Linked DNA regions of Homo sapiens: region 2 is linked to region 1. Evidence: read pairs that join two places in POLR2A ChIA-PET (ENCODE). Cell type or tissue: GM12878. All regions are shown on one strand. Each heading gives the region's core, and the rest is flanking DNA. Links, peaks and the distances in the headings are about the cores only. Region 1 overlaps LOC643339 (a long non-coding RNA gene). Region 2 overlaps LOC105369905 (a long non-coding RNA gene).

The links. ChIA-PET counts read pairs that join two places held together with the same protein. Peaks named below come from ENCODE experiments on the same cell type or tissue, not always from the same donor. Only the 100,000 strongest peaks of a DNase experiment are listed, where the experiment ranks them.
Region 2: POLR2A ChIA-PET joins it to region 1 with 5 read pairs; 1 of 35 experiments calls an interaction of 5 or more read pairs at or near these places.

The regions. Positions count from the first base shown.
Region 1 is chr12:93,093,545-93,097,944 of GRCh38, reverse strand. All of the region lies in intron 3 of LOC643339 (a long non-coding RNA gene), which reads left to right. LOC105369908 (a long non-coding RNA gene) reads right to left here. Exons shown (of 4, transcript NR_188219.1): 2 at 1,709-1,830. Among named protein-coding and RNA genes, the nearest start is that of LINC02412, 79 kb to the left of the region's middle. In GM12878, for the core only: no CTCF peak of the experiment used is centred there; a DNase peak (open chromatin) is centred at 2,334; H3K4me3 peaks cover 331 bases; H3K27ac peaks cover 673 bases.
Region 2 is chr12:92,564,719-92,569,118 of GRCh38, reverse strand. All of the region lies in intron 1 of LOC105369905 (a long non-coding RNA gene), which reads right to left. Among named protein-coding and RNA genes, the nearest start is that of LINC02397, 100 kb to the right of the region's middle. In GM12878, for the core only: no CTCF peak of the experiment used is centred there; no DNase peak of the experiment used is centred there; H3K27ac peaks cover 172 bases.

The DNA of each region.
Region 1 (4,400 bases), core at 127-4,126:
CATATTGTAACACTGGAGAGGAGAAAAACCAAAGCCAACATAGAGCCCTTGATATCCCCTCGGTAGTCAGGACCTAGGGGTTTACAGTAAGGAGCAGCAGGCAACAACATTAACCTTCTAACAGCAAGCTATCAAAATGAACTTGAAATAATGCACTTAGTTCCATGTAGTCCTTAACCTCCCTGTGAGAAACCTGCACATGCCTTGCTTCCTAATTCTTCTTCTGGAGCTCAGGGCCAGGATTGGTAGTGCTGCATATAGAGCTGTGTTGGGAAGAACTGTAAGACTCAATGAAGGAAGAGTGTAGTGATCAATTAGTGATGTCTGCCAAGAGTATGGGAAGGGATGGGGACAGCACATGTGCTATGTATTTGCCAACCCTGAACTGGGGCATATTTTCAGTAAGCTGTCTCTGCCATGGAACTGTAGTGTACAAAGCTAACTAGTATTAATGAATACTAGTTACTAGTACTAGTATTCACTTGTAACTTCTCCAGCATGAGATAATAGTGCCTTTGCTGACCTTCAGTGAAAATTTTCACAGACTTTACCAGTAATTTTCATAGATGACAGACACACTTTGGTAGATATTAATAGTCTGGGGATTAGATACTAGGCTGGTGCAAAAGTAATTGCTGTTTTTGCCATTGCTTTTAATGGCAAAAACTGCAATTACTTTTGCACCAAATAGATACACTCCACTGTGGAAGAGAGATAGTTCGTTTGGATTTTTCATATCTAGAGGATATATGCTTCAAGACCTTTAAATTCTCCATGTTGATACACAACAAATATCCTTCTCATTGCTAATCTGATTCCTTGTTTCTGGGAAGGAAGAATCCTGGTTAATGAATACCAATATCATTGTTACTGGGAAGATATTCCATCAGTAGGATAATGATAGTATCTCCTTGATAATAAGTTGACATTTTGGGTTACATGCCAATTCTTGGTAACCGTAAATTATAAAGAGACTGATCATTCTTGCAAGTTTGGTTAGCTAAGTTTCTCAGTTTGTTTACCCACCACGGGGCTCCCTCCTCCAAGAATACTCTCTCTTTTAGAGCGCTCACTTCAGCAGTCATAGGAGTTGGCTTGCTTGCTTGTTGGGGTTGAAAGTTAATCAATGTTCCTAACAGCATTGATAACAAAGCTGGTCACCGCTGCTCTTAATGGTAGGCAATCTTATAGCTGGTAGCAGAAATGATTCAATTACACTGTCAGTAATACATCTTTTTTTTTTTTTTTCATTTATTTTTAGTAGAGACAGGGTTTTGCCATGTTGCCTAGGCTGGTCACAAACTCCTAGGCTCAAGCAATCCACTAGCCTCGGCCTCCCAAAGTGCTGGGATTAGAGGGGTGAGCCACCTCACTCAGCCAATATATCTTTTTTGATAAATTTTTTTAGTGCATAAACTTTCTAGGTTAAAGATATGATTCAGGAAGGGTCAGATTTGGGGCCCAGTCTAAATTTTGTTATTGGTGAATTTTAGTGGCCTCTCAAAAACATTTACAATGAGTAAACGTTATTAATGTTAGAAGTTAATTACCAGCTGGGCTCAGTGGCTCACGCCTGTAATCCCAACACTTTGGGAGGCCGAGGCAGGTGGATCACCTGAGGTCAGGAGTTCAAGACCAGCTTGGCCAACATGGTGAAACCCCATCTCTATTAAAACTACAAAAATTAGCCAGGCATGGTGGCACGTACCTGTAATCCCAGCTACTAGTGGGGCTGAGGCAGGAGGATCTCTTGAACCTGGGAGGCGGAAGTTGCAGTGAGCCGAGATGGTGCCACTGCACTCCAGCCTGGGCGACAGAGTGAGACTCCATCTCAAAAAAAAAAAAAAAAAAAGAAGTTAATTACCTATTTGTGTTTAGCAGCATGGTAAATAAAAAGAAGTATTTAAGACAAATAACTTCATAATCTGAAGTATATAATTTAGTTGGGGACATAAAAGATTTAAAATAATAATACAAGATAGCATATACTTTATTACTTTTGTGGGCTGGAGCTGCTCCTACTGGCTTGCAAAAGCCAATTGCTAAGTTTTCCAGTTTTGTGAGCTGGTTATTAAACACAGCCATTATTAGAAATTAAATTATATAAAGTTATAATTAAATAAAGTATACTAATAACAAAGATAATAAATAGTCAAAACTCATTACTAATTGTTTTATTACCTTTCAGTATTATCTCTGATCTTGAAGTTATTTATGTGTATTATATCTGTGTGGTAGAAATACTACATAACAATATGCCACTCTGCGTCTCTTCCTGACTGTGGTCAGTGACATCATACTGGTGGCTTGAAATAGCCATGGTGGGAGTGTTTACACCACAGAAATTGAATCTATAAACCCGCCGAACCCAGACTCCTACCTCTCCACCCCCAGAGCCAGGTGCTAAACATTTACCAGCACGCCATTGCGTATAAATATCAAATAGGAAGTACAGACTCTAAGAACCATCACTGGCCAGAGGACAGTGCGATCACCTGAGGTTTGGGGATCAGAGAGGTAGGCTTTGAAGCTGGCTCTGAAGCAGACTTGTTTTTATGTGGGTCAGGACCACCCTCAGGGATATTTAGAACCAGGACAAATCACAGAATGCCCACATGTCCCTGGACATTTTTATACAGGTGAAATCAGGTTAGCATGAGCATTAACAGTCTCTTCCAAGGTGAAGCAAAGTAAATAAAAAGGCAACAGTAAGCCTGAAAGGTGTGTGTGTGTTTGTGTGTGTGTGTGTGTTTGTGTGTGTGTGTGCATGTAAAGGATGTGGTGGGGTGATCTCACCCCCTCTGGCCGAGTGGTCATGGGATGATTGGATAACCTTAGTGATATCCACTGGAAAGAGTTAAAGACATTTCTATGCTTCTCTTCCAGCCAGTAGCTAAAGCCCCAGGGACAAGGTGTTCCCTTTGATCTTGCTGTACATCTGTAATAGAATTTTAAAAGATTGGAAAGAAAAAAAAAAGGTAGGCTAATAGAAAAGGTAGGTTTAGAAGGCTTCCTGGAAGCCAAGGAGAGGCAGTCTTTGAACTAGCACATTGGATCACTGTTTTTTCAACCCTAACTCATTGCAGACCTCTGAAAGCCTCTTGGGGAAAAATTATAGCAATGTATCATGGTGTTTATAACATGCACGGAAGTAAAGTATATGACAACAATAGCAGAAAAATTAAAAAATATTTTGTTGTAATAAAAATGATTAAATGGTAAACTTCATGTTATGTACATGGTACTAAAATTATAAAGATATTAAAATGATAACATTTTTTCATTCTCTCCTCCTGGGTGAGAATAAGGGCAGTTACTGTTTTTCAATTGATGATGGAAGATTCTCTTGGTTTTTTTTTTTTTTTTTTTTTTCAGATGGAGTCTCACTTTGTTGCTCAGGCTGGAGTGCAGTGGCGTAATCTCGGCTCACTGCAACTTCCGTCTCCCAGGTTGAAGCAATTCTCCTGTGTCAGCCTCCCAAGTAGCTGGGATTACAGGCATATGCCACCATGCACGGCTGATTTTTGTATTTTTAGTAGAGACGAGGTTTCATCACGTTGGCCAGGCTGGTATTCAACTCCTGACCTCAGATGATCCTGAGTACTGTGACTCCCAAAGTACTGGGATTATAGGCGTGAGCCACCATGCCCAGCCTTGAGATTTTTTTTTTTTTTTTGGACAGGGTCTCGCTCTGTTGCCCAGGCTGGAGTACAGTGGCACGATCTTGGTTCACTGCAACCTCTGCTGCCCAGGTTCAAGCAATTCTCCTGCCTCAGCCATGTGAGTAGCTGGGATTACAGGCGTGTGCCACCACCTCTAGGTAATTTTTGTATTTTTAGTAGAGACAGGGTTTTGCCATGTTGGCCAGGCTGGTCTTGAACTCAGGACCTCCAGTGAGCCACCTGCCTCGGCCTCCCAAATTGCTGGGATTATCTGCACGAGCCACTGTACCCAGCCTTCTTGTTTAAAAACAAAAGAAACTTAAATAAATAAAGAAATAAGTCAAGGGCAATAATAGTAGAAACAAAGTGGCAATTGCAATTGTTGAGGAGTTTTGGAAAAAATAAAAATTAAAATAAAAAAAGGCTTGCGCCTTAACAGCTAACTGGTTACTGAGTAGCCCAGTGAGGGAAGTGGGAAACAAAGGAAGAGAAGACTCCTAGGACAAACAGGATCAGAGTCATTACTGGGGACTAGAGCCAGTGTCAGGTGAGGAGAGGCTGCTGGATCATGAGAAGCTCATGTGACGCAGGCGGGTACCATATTTCATCAGTGCTAAGGTACCCGTTGTGTCACAGTTGAACAACTTGAATCAGGATGCATGTTACACTTGATGATATCAGTCACCATTGTCAGGGTGGCAGTCATTGCTGGGCATGCAGAAACTTGGGCATAGATGT
Region 2 (4,400 bases), core at 306-4,305, 530 kb after region 1:
TCCATCATCTTTGTCTGTAACTTTGTAAATCAATGAATAGTGTTTACACGGGGACTCAAAACAGTATTGTTTATCACAGTGTCAAGAAGTGTGCTGTTATATTTCCTGTCTTGTACAGCTTTTAATTTTTCTGAAGTTGCTAACTGGCTTTTTAAAAGTACTATTTGCCTTTATTACGTGCCCAACTTTTTTGTCCATTGCATCAGAGATTTGGTTAAAATTTTTCCAGAAACTTCCTTCTTCTGAAGCTACTTCAGGGAAGAGTGCTTCATCCTGTTACTCTTGTCTGTACTTGTTGTCTAGGCCTCCTATACAACTGTCTCTTCTTTGTTGGGCTGCTTTCCTCATTTGTGGAACTCCAGCCTTTTATTGAAAGACACACTCAACACAATTCCTAAGAAACTGTATGTGAGATGCAGCTTTTCTGATTCTTTGAATGTGTGAAAATCAGTACATGCAAATGTGATCTATGTTCACACCTGTATAGTAATTTAATTAGGTATAGAGAATATAGTTTAAAAATATGTTTTCCTCAGAATTTTAAAGGCATTATTCCTTTTTCCTGAGCATTTAGTATTGCTAATGTGAAATTTAATGCCAGCTTGATTCTCATTCTTTTGCAGATGATATGATCTGCTTTTCCTTTCTGCTTTTTCCTTTGAGCCGTGATCACGTGGTAGAAGTCATTTTACAGCCACTGGTGGGCTCTTCCCATCTGAAATCTTAAGGCTTTCAATTGAACAGAATCTCTTTTATCATTCAAATTAGCAATTTGCTTTCCTCCCGTTTTGTTACTTATTTTTCATAATTCCTACTAATTATCTGTTAGTCTTCCTGGTTTGATCTTTAACAGTAAAATAGTAACCAATATTATCTATTTTTTAAAAAATATTTTAAGTTCTAGGATACACGGGCAGAACGTGCAGGTTTGTTACATAGGTATACACATGCCATGGCGGTTGGCTGCACCCATCAACGTGTCCTCTACATTAGGTATTTCTCCTAATGCTATCCCTCCCCCAGACCCCCACCCCCCGACAGGCTCTGGTGTGTGATGTTCCCCACCCTATGTCCATGTGTTCTCATTGTTCACCTCCCACTTATGAATGAGAACATGTGGTATTTGGTTTTCTGTTCCCGTGTTAGTTTGCTGAGAATGATGGTTTCCAGCTTCATCCATGTCCCTGTAGAGGACATGAACTCATCGTTTTTTATGGCTGCATAGTATTCCATGGTGCATATGTGAAACATTTTCTTTATCCAGTCTATCATTGATGGGCATTTGGGTTGGTTCCAAGTCTTTGCTATTGTGAATAGTGCCTCAATAAACATATGTGTGCATGTGTCTTAATAGAATAATTTATAATCCTTTGGATATATACCCAGTAATGGGATTGCTGGGTCAAATGGTATTTCTAGTTCTAGATCCTTGAGGAATCGCCACACTGTCTTCCACAATGGTTGAACTAATTTACACTTCCACCAACAGTGTAAAAGCGTTCCTATTTCTCCTCATCCTCTCTACCATCTGTTGTTTCCTGACTTTTTAATGATCGCCATTCTAACTGTTGTGAGATGGTATTTCATTGTGGTTTTGATTTGCATTTATCCAGTGACCAGTGATGATGAGCTTTTTTTCATATATTTGTTGGCCACCTTAATATCCTTTTGAGAAGTGTCTGTTTACATCCTTCACCCACTTTTTGATTTTTTTTTTTTTGAAATTTGTTTAAGTTCTTTGTAGATTCTGGATATTAGCCCTTTGTCAGATGGAAAGATTGCAAAAATTTTCTCCCATTCTGTAGGTTGCTTGTTCACTCTGATGATAGTTTCTTTTGCTGTGCAGAAGCTCTTTAATTAGATCCCATTTGTCAATTTTGGCTTTTGTTGCCATTGCTTTTCATTCAGGACATAGGCATGGGCAAAGACTTCATGACTGGTTTGATCTTTTTGTCTATTTTTATTTCATCTTCTGGGAGACTTTTCTGAGTTTTTAAAATGTATTTCTCTTTTTTATGTTGGCAATCATATTTTTAAAATCAAACCTTTTAAATCTCAGTTTGTTCATTTTTCATAGTATCCAGTTCTTGTCTAATGAAAGCACTGTATTCTTGAATCTTTCTAAGGGTGTTGGAATTTCTGCAAAAATGTCTGTTTTTTTAAATAATATGGCTTTCTATTTTGTAATCAGCTTTTCTTGTTTATTTTGATTAGAGTGTCTCACACTCAGAAGTTTTTCCAAGTGTATGGGAATATTTGGTTTTCTGTTGATATTTTAGGGCAAAGCAAATGCCATGACTGGGGTTGTAACTTATATTGTGGTGAAATCAGCTGTTTCATAAGTAGAGTTTTGATGGATTTCCTCTGCATTTTAGCCTTTATGTCTCACTCCCACTCCTGTGGTATTTCAGTTTTCAGATTTCTGAGCATCTCAATGGTTCTTCCAGGCAACCTATATCCATTGCTGTCACTAACCCTCCACCCTCTTTATTTTGCTCTAAGCTAACCCCTTTGGATGCTTTTCACCTGTCAGCATGTTTTCACTTTTCATCTGGGGTTGTTTGTTGAAAAAAAAAAATTGTTGAAATCTTTTATCAGTTTATGTCCATTTCTTTTTCTTATTTTAGCTTATGAATTTGTACCTATTTGTATTCCTTTACTAACATTTTAATAGGCTTTTGGATGGAAGAGAATATAAATACATTTGCATAATCTGCCATCTTTATCTAGAAGTCCCTGTTAATTTTTAAATATACATTTGTCTGACCTGAAATCTGTAGACACATATTTAGTATTTATTTATAGTCTACATCATTTGTAAACATGTGTTTTTAGTGCATATGTGTAAGGTGCCTTTTGGCATGTACCATTTCTCTGACAATTTTCTCAATATTTTAAGGTATAAACAGGTCAAACTTTTAAAAAAATCCTTTCCAGGTTGTAACTTACCTCAATTATATTTTTTCTAAAAACAATTCTGTAAAATAGGTATTGCCACCATCTCATTTTACAGACGAGAAACGGAGATTCCAAGAGAGTTGAATGATAAGCTTAAGATAATAAAGCTGATAAATGTTGACCTGGTTAGATCCAAACTTCGGTTCAGCGGTACATGTGCAGATTTGTTACCTAGGTAAATTGCATACGTCATGGGGGTTTGGTGTGTAGATTGTTTCATCACCCAGGTAATAAGCGTGGTACCTAATAGGTAGTTTTCAGTCCTCATCCTCTTCCCACCTTCCACCCTCAAGTAGCCCCAGTGTCTATTGTTCCCTTCTTTGTGTCCATGTGTAGTCGATGTTTAGCTCCCACTTATAAGGGAGAATATATGGTATTTAGTTTTCTGTTCCTGTGTTAGTTCACAGAATAACAGCCTCCAACCATGTTGCTGCAAAGGACATGATCTTGTTCTTTTTTATGGCTACATAGTATTCCATGGTATACTATGTATATACATGGTATATGTACCATATTCTCTTTATCCAGTCTACCACTGATGGGCATCTAGGTTGATTCCATGTCTTTGCTGTTGTGAATAGTGCTGCGATAAACATTTCTGCATGTGTCTTTATGGTAGAATGATTTATATTCCTTTGGGTATGTACCCAATAATGGGATTGCTGAGTTGCACGGTAGTTCTGTTTTAAGTTCTTTGAGAAATCACTAAACTGCTTTCTACAGTGGCTGAACTAATTTACATTCCCACCAGCACTGTATACATGTTCCCTTTTCTCTGCAGCCTTACCAGCATCTGTTATTTTTTGACTTTTTAATAATAGCCATTCTGACTGGTGTGAGACAATATCTCATTGTGGTTTTAATTTGAATTTATCTAATGATCAGTGATGTTGAATATTTTTTCATATGCTTGTTGGCCACATGTATGTCTTCTTTTGAAAAGTGTCTGTTTACCTTCTTTGCCCACCTTTTAATGGGGTTGTTTGTTTTTTGCTTGTAAATTTGTTTATCTCTCATGCTATGCTATGTCTCTTAGACAACATTTGATAAAACCAAATAAATACAACAGCATAAATAAATAAGTTAATCTGTTTAAAGAATAAATTTCTACTTTCACAGGGCATCATGTGCACTGCTTTAGTTTTCAGCTTGGTTGTACTTTTTAATAATATTTAAAACTGGTCCTGAATATTTGATAAGGATATGGCAGTCCTAACTTCTCTCATCAAACTCTATGGATAACTTATACTGATAAAATAAATTATGTTTCATAAAAGAAAAGCTGTTGTTTCAAAAGTAATGGAGGCAGGGCCAAGGTACAATCAGACAATTTTAATTGTCTTCAACTATTATATATCTTACTATATTTTAGGTCAGATAATTTGGCTCATAATATTCAAAACTGTATTAATTATGGGATTTTACAACAAGGTTATGTAGTG